Linked DNA regions of Homo sapiens: region 1 is linked to region 2. The links are chromatin loops, found by intact Hi-C in ENCODE. Cell type or tissue: sigmoid colon. All regions are shown on one strand. Links, peaks and the distances in the headings refer to the core of each region. The heading gives the core; the rest is flanking DNA. Region 1 overlaps LOC124900191 (a long non-coding RNA gene). Region 2 overlaps LHFPL2 (LHFPL tetraspan subfamily member 2).

Region 1 (5,332 bases), core at 261-5,260, 220 kb after region 2:
TTCTCCCAGCACAGGGACTTCTTGCCTTGGGTCCTATGCCCTCTATCTCTGAGTTCCTGTCTGCTAGACACTTATGCCCCAACAGGTATCTCTCTTTAATACCTCTGGCTGTCACTGGGCCATGGAAACCCACTCGCCCTTAACTTTTTGTTAAGTAAAACTTATAGGAGGCCATTGATTTGGGCTGAGCTCCGGTACTAGGCTCCAACAGATCAGACCAAAATGGAAACACTCCCGCTAAAGTTCCACATCACCAAATGTTGCTGTTTATCTGACCTTCTGAGAAACCAGGAGAGATTACAGCCAAATCCCCAAACAGGCCAGTTTTAGCCGACATGACAAGGAAGTCCCCTCTGCTTTAATCCTTCCAAGGAAAGTAACCGAAAGTAACCTGATGCTAACCAATCCACTTTTTGTTCCCCATTTCTGCTCTCTTCAGCCCTTTTCTGTCCATAAAGTTAACCTCTTCTGCTCAGCTCATCAGAACACTCATTGTATTTTATTGAATGAGATGTTGCCCACTTCTAGATTCACTAATAAAAGCCAAGTAGATCTTTAAACTAAACGTGTTGTAATTTGCCTTTTGACACTTTCAAATGGCATCTTGCTACCCAGCTGCCCTCTCTCTTCTTACCCTGCCTCCTGGCTCCACCTGGCTCCTGCTTTCACAGCTCTCGAGAGCCAGGTGCCAGTCATCATGCCCCCAGACTCCAGGGGACACATGGCAAGCTCTCCCAAGACCTTTGGCATTCGCAACTCTGGTAGTAGCACTATGCGGGCTGAAATGTTTTCACCACTCAACAAGCTTCTGTCCATAAAATGAGAGTTTGTCTCTCCTTGCAAGGATCTCCCTAAACCCGAGGTTCTCTTGGACCCCTCTTTGCTTGCTTTGGGGGAGGGGATCCCCTTCCCCATGGAAAAGGAAGGAAAAAGCAAAGCTTGCTCCTCTTACACATTCCCTTCAAGGAACTCTCCATGAACCTCTAGCCTCTCGTTAGCAAGTCCAATGGGATTCTTTTAGCACCTCTCTTTAGAATGTAGGAGTGCTTATTACCCACTGACTCCAACTTTGAAGCTTTGGCCAACACCTGAGACAACAGGATAAGTTCCATTCCATATCCTGTTAGCTGTTTCTTCTGCTTAAAATACTCTTTCTCCTTCCTTAGACCTGCCTTCAGTCTCACATACCTCCCTACCTGCAACCTCATCCAAACTGCCACAGTAAATAGGACAAAAAGGGTTAGATTGGAAACTTATCTCTGAACAAAACTCAAAATCATAAAAATACATTTACTTTATCTATTTTATAAAACAGATATGGTATATATGATTGTGCACAATTCTGAGACTGAAAAAAGAATGAGTCAATTATATGGGGCTTTAGCTGTTTGATAAAATGATATGACAACACATTATGTTTTCCTTTATTTCACATTCAAAGGCAGGAAGATGAAGAGGAATACTTTTGCAAAAATATTCAAGAGTTTCATAATTTCCTGAGGGCCTCTCTTCCACCTTTGATATTCAAATCACCTTCTTTTGAAGAGGCTTTTTTGTCACATCCTTGTCAATTTTCCCTCTGTTAGCTGCTCTAATTCTGCCAGATTCTTCTTTGTCCATGGGCTTACCCATGATTGAGTAGTTCTCTAACTTCACTGCCCACTGCATAAAAAAAGTGCATTTGCTTTGCGTCATATTTCTGTATGGTTACAGCGCTGGGAAATCAGTGGGAGGATGGCTGACAAGGAGCATGAGGCGGCCGGCTAGAGGGAGGAGGCAAGTTTAACGAGGATGGGGTGTTTGCATTTGGATACCTTTTATAAATGGCAGGTAAGTTCATCAGTCAACACTGTGCTGTAACAACTTCTGCTTCCCCATGCCACCTTATGACTTTGGGGCTTAGATATTGAATACTGGGATAACCAGGAACCTCTGCCAGCATCCAGGGAGGTGGCATACTTTAAATGGCTCTCAGCTAAGTTGGAGGCAAGGACTAACTGGAGCGGGCAGAGTACGCAGGAGACATGGATAACCGGGGGGAGTATGTTGAGCCACAGAACCCAGAAGCAATTGGAACGTTCTGAAAGGGAAGGTAAGGGAGGGGCCAAGACGAGTTTGGCCTCTGTGACCACCAAGACTCAAGCTATCTTAGTCTACACATAGGAGACCAAGCTTGTGTCTTCTTTAACCTCAACTCCTGCCTTACATTTTTTTTCCAACTTCACTTTCCTTAAGGAAACCACTAGTTTATCTTCACTGTGTCTAAATCAAAAGAACACCCACACCCACCCTGTGGAAGAAGGAACGCCTCTGTAAACATGGATTGATAACTAAACAGCATCAGGAAGCACATCACCTGCCCTTTGTAACTAGTCCTCGGCATTTGCAAGACTAATCTCAGCACCAGGTATAAGTGATGGAGCCAGTTTTCTGCAGGGAAGTCACACGTGGAAAAGCATTTGTAAAAAAGCATGAACAAACGAAGGGGGAAAATCTTAGGGAAGGATTGGAAGATGAAGGGGGAAAATCTGAGTCTGTTCAAATCTGGAGACCATAAAAAGTGTTTGAAGCCATAAGCTTATATCTTGGAGGAGATCCCAGGGTAAACAAAACTTGCCTGAGGAGTCTGGATAGTGTAATAGTCCGCCCTGATTTGACGAATGTGCTGAAGCCCTCCCAGCTAATAGAGAACAAGCCCTTTGAAGCTCCAGATACAGACTTCCCTAGAGCAGGCAGCAGGGTGGAGCTGCCTGGAGGCTGAGAATGCAGGGTCTGCAGGCAGAACGTCAGGGTTTGGAACAAGAACCAGAGGGAAATCAAGGACTAAAATGTCATCCTAAAATCAGAAGGTGGTTAGGTCCTTGGAATTCAACAAATCGAACACTCATCCTACTAGTATTACCTAAGCCAAGCCCTGCTCTGAGGCAGATATTCCATGAAACAAAGCAGACACGGGCCATTTCTACTGATTAACAATACAGTGTGATGACCACTCCTATGGGAGATGCGTGAGTCAGGAACTCCCATTCCAGTTCAGCGGGGTTAGGAAAACCTTCCCAGGGAAAGGGGCCTTTCAGCTTAAACCTGAAGGATGCGTTAGTCAAGCAAAGAGAAAAGAGAAGAATGAACTGCACCAAGGGACTCACCTGTGTTAAGCCCAGAATCACGAGGGTGCTGGTGGACTGGAAGAGCTGAAGGAGGTTCAGGAGTTCAGATGAAAGAAACTGGGATTATTCATACTGGAAAAGGAAGGCTAAAAATTGAATGAAAGTTTTCATTATAATAAGGTGTTTATACAGAAGGCATGACCTCCTGCACTGAGCCTTGCTCAAAAGAAAAGGGGCTCAGGGGTTCCCAGAACTGATCCAGACTCAGGGATGGGCCAACCCAAGTAGAAGGGCCAGAAGGCATCAAAGCACCATCCCCAGAGATCCTCAGAACCCCTCTCAGGGAAAGCCTGTGTGGGGTTGGGTGGAGTAAGACCCTTGGCAGTGAGGGTGAGATGGTCCCAAGGGCTACTCTTAGTAAGAAATAAGTGGTTGTTAAATTGCTTTCTAAAAAAGGCAGTCAGTTATCTGTAGGGCTTTCCTTTTGCCAAAGGGTGTTCCAACTGGGACCAGACCTGTGTGCTTGGATCAGAGGGCAAGGACTGGGCAGCGCCCAGTGGCCTTCCCTCTCTAGCTCTTCCCAGCAGGGCCCTTATTCCAATATTAATGTCCCAACATTAAAAGAACATTGCCCAGGTGCAGTGGCTCATGCCTGTAATCCCAGCGCTTTGGGAGACTGAGGTGTGTGGATCACCTGAGGTCAGGAGTTTGAGATCAGCCTGGCCAACACGGTGAAACCTCTTCCGTACTAAAAATACAAAAGTTAGCTGGGTGTGGTGCTGTGTACCTGTAATCCCAGCTACTCAGGAGGCTGAGACAGGAGAACTGCTTGAACCTGGGAGGCAGAGGTTGCAGTGAGCCACGATTGTGCCACTGCACTCCAGCCTGGATGACAGGGTGAAACTCTGTCTCAAAAAAAAAAAAAAAAAAAAAAAGATCACTTTGAAGGATCACCAAGTGAGTAGCCTTTCCAATGTGCTCACAAGTCTCACTTTGGCTCTGTCCATAGAAAGGAAAAGGACCTTGACTATTCTCTGGCTACCTCTTCATTTTTCCTCACCTCCTGCCACAATTCCAGACACAAAATAGAAATCAGAGACAGCTGTGTGCTCAGAATGCCCACCTGGAACAGGAGGACTGGTAGCCAGCCTGGGACGAGGGTTCAGGTTCAAACAAAGGCTGGTTTTTCCTTCCTGTCTCCTCCCAGCTGGGGCTCCTTCCCACCCTCTTCTGCTCCCTCTACTATGGGGCCCAGGAGACTGGGGGAGAGGGCTGGTCAGGCCACTCAGGAAAGAGCCATGGGGGCCAATAAACACATGGAAAAGTGCAAACATCTGGCAGTGAAAGAAACACAAATTAACATTTTAAAGTCTGTCAATCCAGCAAGAATCTTAAAAATGTATAATAAGTACTGGTAAAAGTAAGGTCAATCTCTACTCACTGACGATGTTATGGATAAAACCTTAGTAACAAAGGGAAGGGCTAATGGCACCCACTGCTTACTGCTCAATGCCTTCCCTGTCCCAAGAGAGGCTGTCTCCCGCCATCTGGGGATGGGTTAGCTGGACCTAGTTTGGCTTTGCTTAGTAACTAGATGTTTTGGACTGGGGTGATCACCAGGATGACATATTCTCTTTTTTTTTTTTGAGATAGAGTCTCGCTCTGTCATCCAGGCTGGAGTGCAGTGGCCCGATCTCGGCTCACTGCAAACTCTGCCTCCAGGTTCAAGCGATTCTCCTACCTCTGCCTCCTGAGTAGCTGGAACTACAGGCACCCGCCACCACACCCAGCTAATTTTTGTGTTTTTAGTAGAGATGGGGTTTCGCCATGTTGGGCAGGATGGTCTCGATCTCTTGACCTCGTGATCCACCCACCTTGGCCTCCCAGAGTGCTAAAATTACAGGCATGAGCCACCCGCCCCAGCCGGGATGACATATTCTAAAAGCACCATCAGCGGAAGCCCACAGCAGCCCCAGTCAGGTCCTGTCTTCAGAAGGTGACTCCCCAAAACTGTTGCCTGAGAAGCAGGGACTTTGCCTCATCCCAAACAGTAAGAGGGGTGGTGGACATAATGACTCTGGCTTCGCTACTTAACTTTTTTTTTTTTTTTTTTGAGATAAAGTCTTTCTCTCACCAAGGCTGGAGTGCAGTGACGCAATCTCAGCTCACTGCAACCTCCATCTCACGGGTTCAAGTGATTTTCCTTCCTCAGCTTTCTGAGTCAC
Region 2 (5,412 bases), core at 279-5,278:
CCTGCATTTAACTCCATTTTAGTCTGCTTTTCAGTAACCAGGACAGCGACAAGCTTTTCTTTCTTGTCTTTTCTTTTTTTAAAAGAAAAAATTCCCTAACCAAAATATGGAATTCATCTGCATTGTAATCCCAAGTGGAGAGTGCACGCATTTCCTCTGGATCGTGCATCACTCACTCCCACTCTCTCTCATTTCTCATGGACAATGAATGGAAACACTCCCTTGTAGGAATTTCAACCGCCACTTTGAGACAGATGTTTTGGAAACCACTGACAAGCTGCTTGTCACTGTGAGGCGGATCATACACTTTCACAGCCATTTGGTCCAAAACCACGCAGAGAGCGCTTCTTCACGTCCAGCTCCAATACGATCTGCAGGGTATTAGATGGCTGATACTTAGCCACTTCTTCATGTCCCCCTTACCCAACACATTCCCCATCAGGAGGCAACACCGAAGGCTCTATCTCAGCAAAGTCACCATTGTCTGCTATAGAATCAAGAGTAGGATTTCTCTGTGAAGATCCAGCATGGTCCAAGCCTTCAATGAAAACACTACTTTCAGGAAGAGAGTTAGGCACTTGGGAAAGAAAATGAACATTTTTAAGCCACCAAGGTACTGTTCATAAATGTCTGCTAGGCAAATGGGGACCTCATGGCTTGAAAGAGTTATTATTCAATACTTCCCAAGCACCCACATAAGTTCATGTTTCTCCCTGAGGGCCTCACTTGCTCCATGAGACGAACTCACTACAGCGTTCATCTTGTTTAAAAAGACTTGGTGTGATGCGTGGAGGCCGATCATTCGAGCCACCTGGATGTGCTGTGAAATAGTTTCTCAAGCAGTCCCAGCTTTTCCAAATGCACCTATCAAAACAAACCTAAGTGCCTGTTAAATTCACTCTTTAGGAGACCTACTTTGTTCCAACAGAGTCAACTGACCGAAGATAACTTTCTGCAGAATCTAAGACACTCGCCTGAACAATCTTATTGGCCAGAATAAAGAATAAGACACTGGTTCATATACATTTGGAAGGGTATGAAGTCAGTCAAGGGCAGACCCTCAAAAAGACTCATCCTTACTTCTCAGTCTTTAGCTAAGGCCATGATACAGAGGCTGAAATGAAGAAACTAAGATACAATCTGAGAAAAATACCCAAACTTTAAAACTTAAAACCTGTGCAAAAGTTGCTCTCCTATACCTTGGTCATGTTACTTACTGAGTTCTAATTTCTACGGTACCACTAAAAACTCTGGAGTGACCGTCTGTGAGCCATTAAACCCAAGCACAAACGCACACTTTCAGGGCTGTACATGTCTGCGTAGTTTTTGCACACATTGTTAAGATTATACTGCTGGCTTATTTTCTCTATATTCTCTTTTCTACGATAAAGATCATTTACATGCAACATTAAATTTCAACTTTATATGGGGCAATTTTTGAGTGGATTGATCATAAAGCCGCATCTCTGGCAGGAAAGACACTTTTCAAAGTAGCCGTTCTGAGGCACTCCACTCACTAAAACCATGAGAGGGACACGGCAGCAGTGTATGCAAGGGCATCGGCTCTAGCCAAGAGGGCCTATCCCCACCCCCACTACTTTATCCTTGGGCAAACCACTCAACCTCAAGACTCAGCTTCCCCATGCATGAAACAGGGATAATAATAGAACCTACATTTTGTAGGATGAGCAATGCATCCTAGAAACAGTGATCAACAAATGGAAAGCTCTCCATAAATGATATTTTTTATCACATGATTCTCAGTAACCTCGACTCCAGGACTTGCTGGTGCTTACTTAGAACACCACAATCTGGCAGAATCACCTGCACATATGACTAGAACTGGCCTCCTGTCTCCTTGCTACTTAGAGGTCACAGTCTGCGTCTTCTGTGTATATTGACTACGAGTTTCTTGATGACATAGTGGTCACACAGAAACATCTATTTGTTTAGTGCTTTGCTTTTGGCTGCTTCCAAATGTCTGTGGATTGATCGATGCAGATCCCAGAAATGTAATCATTAGTTGCCTGGCTAAAGAGGTTTCTCTCTGTTTGTTTTTATTAGAAGTCAGTCCTCTGAACCTGTGGTTTGCAAACTTTCTTTTTGAGCATGAAACACTGTTTACAGAATCTGACAAACAACCCCAGTTCTGCATAGGAAACAGATGAAAGCAGAACTGTACTGGTAAAAAAAAAAAAAAAGTAGGGGGTTGAGGAGGGTCCCCTTGGCCCCCATCACCTCCAGGTAGCTCCTAAAATGTCCCTAGAAAGTGGAACACTCTGTGGAACAGGCTCAGAAGGGCGCTGATCTAAACCATCCTTCCAATTTCCATCTTATGGCCTAGAAATGCCACTCAGCCCGAACCCTAAGAGGCTCACCGGGGCACTCCTGCTCCTCATCTCACGGCTGCATCAGTAACAACAGAGGCAGAGCCCACAAACCACGATCTTGTGCTTCCTAAATGTTCCCAACATGGCTGTGGGCTGGGCAGACACACAAACCCTTCCTTTCTTTGTTTTACTGACTACACATTGAGTTACATCAACTCCCCAAAAGCAATGTCCTAGGACCACAGTGTTTACATGGCTGTGCCAGCCAGCACACATGACGTCTGATATCATTACTCTGGGCTTCTGGAGGAGCCATAGTGCATTTACACTTCTTTATACTCACTGAGCAGTGGCATGGAAACCAAGGTCAATCCAATCTATCAAAACCTCACCAAAATTTTAAAATAATTTGCAATGAAAATGCCTTTCTCATGGTGGAATACACAGTCCTTCCAATGTCTGTGAAGTACCAGCACAGTTTCCACACGTATGAAATATTAACAGGGACAAAAAAAAAATTGAGAAATTCAGAGGAGGGGATCAGGATAACAAAGCAGCTGGAGAAAGTCATTGCTTCAGAAAGCACCAGGACTAGGAAGCAGGCCCCGCCTCCTCGGTTTAACTGCCGCTCAGCGGAAGCATGACGTAGGTCTCACTGTGGGAACCCAGAGGTACAGGGGGCCTGTTCAGGGTGGTCTGAGGGAGACTGGCCAGGAGGGTTGGGGCTGGAGCCAACCAACAAAATATCCCAACCCATCGTGAAGAAAATATTTCCTCCTCAGGAAAGGCCGCTACATCTCCCCAGGGAATGGCTGGAAGACTCCCAGCCTGAGTCATTCGGAAACAGATTTACAAAGCACTCGGGAGGATCCCGAGGGAATGATCAGGCCGAGACGGAGGAAGAGCCTTCATGACCAAGTGGGTCTTTTCCAGCTCCAGCTCCCATGACTGCAAGGTCCTTCTGGTTCTTCCCAACTCACTCTGGCCAGCACGGCTGTAGCATGACTGTCACGATCCTTGGCTCTGAGTGTTTTAAGGCCTGGATGTGGCGATGCAGAGGCCTCCCAGCTACGGTACATAAGCTACAGTCTGCACTTCCACGTAAAGAGCTCCACCCGGCCTTGGGGCATGGAGAAGGTAGTGGATGTTGTATCCAAGGAGCTGGTGCTGGCCCAGGCCCAGTCCCAAGCACTTGCCTGTCCAGCCTCCGTGGGGAGCGCCCACCAGCAGCCCTCTCACATTTCTGCATCTCACCAAAGGCCTGCTGAAAACAGGCCCCCTGTGACATCTGCTAATCAGATTTGCCCCTGGAGCCAGTAATAATTAAACTTGGTCTATGAAAGGAACACTGGAAAGGTCTCCCATCCCACAGCTGGTCAGCAAACAGAGCAGAAGGGCCGTATCTACAGCCATGTCTGTGTAAATCTTATTCAGCTGTCAGAATGAGCCCTAAGTGACACTGGTCACCCTCACAGGTAGCTGTCAGCCCTTGGAAAGCTGTTGCTGGGGGCAGCTATGAGGGCTAGAACTTCTCCCTCAGCTCCCCTCACCTTTCCTAGGCAGCACTGGCAGACTTATGCTGGATCACGCACCCTGGGATTAAATGCCATTTTCTGTGCTGTTCCTCATGTGCCAAACATATTATGTGCTTGTTAACTATTCACCTGATTCAGGTTTCTGGAAAACTCCTATCCAGAAATTTAGATTTAAACCAGAAAAGCCTCCTAGAAAGTATCAGATTAGATAAGAAAATTGTATTTTTCTGTCTTATATCAGCATTTCTATTGGGTGATACTGCTTATGTTGGTTGTATCTGTTAACTATTGTTGAGTAACAAAGTGCCTTAACATTTCATAGCTTAAAATACCTGATTATTTCTCACAATCCCAGGGTTCGGCTGGCTGTTCCTCTGCTGGTTTCTCCTGGGCTGGCTCACGATGGCTTTCAGCTAGTCAGCTGCGCAGGAAGGCCCACAAAGGCTTCCTTCACGTGTCTGGTCATGAATGCTGCCTGCCAACAGGGGAACCTTGGCTCTCCTCTGCAGGCCCCTTATCCTTCTGGGGCGAGACTGGCTTACTTACACAGAGGTCTCAGAGCAGAGTTCCAAGAAGGTGAAAGTGGAAGTAGTCAGACCCTTTGAGGCTGAGACTCTAGAACTTACACAATACTTCTGCCACATTTCAGCCATGAAGGGAAGTCAGAAGGCCAGCCCAGACCCAAGGGGCAGGGAAATAAGACTCCAGTTATTAATGGCAGAGTGAAAAAGAATGTGCAACCATTTTTAACCTACCACATGTCAGCATCTCCCCAACTGGGTCAGAGTTATAGGAGTTCTGGGGCAGGGCCATAGGTACTCTGAGATCAAAGCAATCCCAGGACAGACACTGAGTCCTGTATCCCCTTGAAGAGCCACAACACACATTGGCATGCTGAAGACTCTGAGTAGCCCTCCAATAACAATAAATTCTGCTCGATTTTCTTTCATCAGGAGTAAGTTTATAGAGGCGGAGGAAGACCACTTTCCTGTAACACGATTTTGGAAAGTCTGGTCATGAGTTCTGGATTTTTAGAACAGTTCCAGTTGAATATATTTTGTCTTGCTGCCTTAATACATGTCCCATAAATGTTGCATCCATGTCTAAAATACCTTCCAATATGTGGAAGTAGCACACAATATGGTAATTCCTGAGTGGGGGTTATGACTCTAAAGGTCACCACAGTGCAGCTCTCCAGTAATTAGACATTAAGAAACTTCCACTCAAAATCATCTTGATCCTTGAAAAACTTTCCTAGAAGTTATATGCAAAAAACTGGGGGTTGTTTTCTTCAGGTACAGTATTTCTGAGCATTGACAGAAGTCTTGATTCCTACAGAACAAATGTTACAATTCACTCTGAATAAATTCCACGTTTGAAATTCAATAACAATAAATAATATAACCCATAGTGGATCAGGAGGCCAAGCTTGCACACAGGCTACTGGACCACTAGCAAACCACGCTACTTCTTACCTGCCTGTTGGCCACCAATCTGGAGCCTCCCATACAATTTTCTACTCCTTTGAAAAGAAAAGGCTCATCCAT

The links. Peaks named below come from ENCODE experiments on the same cell type or tissue, not always from the same donor. Only the 100,000 strongest peaks of a DNase experiment are listed, where the experiment ranks them.
Region 1: it touches region 2 in a loop (2.3-fold over the local background); 2 of 110 quality-filtered maps call a loop at or near these places.

The regions. Positions count from the first base shown.
Region 1 is chr5:78,763,612-78,768,943 of GRCh38, forward strand. It overlaps LOC124900191 (a long non-coding RNA gene), which reads right to left. Exons shown (of 5, transcript XR_007058832.1): 2 at 4,231-4,441; 3 at 3,147-3,253. Among named protein-coding and RNA genes, the nearest start is that of LHFPL2, 120 kb to the left of the region's middle. RefSeq lists an enhancer at 139-358. In sigmoid colon, for the core only: no CTCF peak of the experiment used is centred there; a DNase peak (open chromatin) is centred at 2,719.
Region 2 is chr5:78,544,829-78,550,240 of GRCh38, forward strand. The region is part of intron 3 of LHFPL2 (LHFPL tetraspan subfamily member 2); the gene reads right to left. Among named protein-coding and RNA genes, the nearest start is that of LHFPL2, 100 kb to the right of the region's middle. RefSeq lists enhancers at 2,164-2,323, 4,542-4,591, 4,692-4,741. In sigmoid colon, for the core only: no CTCF peak of the experiment used is centred there; DNase peaks (open chromatin) are centred at 2,573, 3,063 and 4,323; H3K27ac peaks cover 2,531 bases.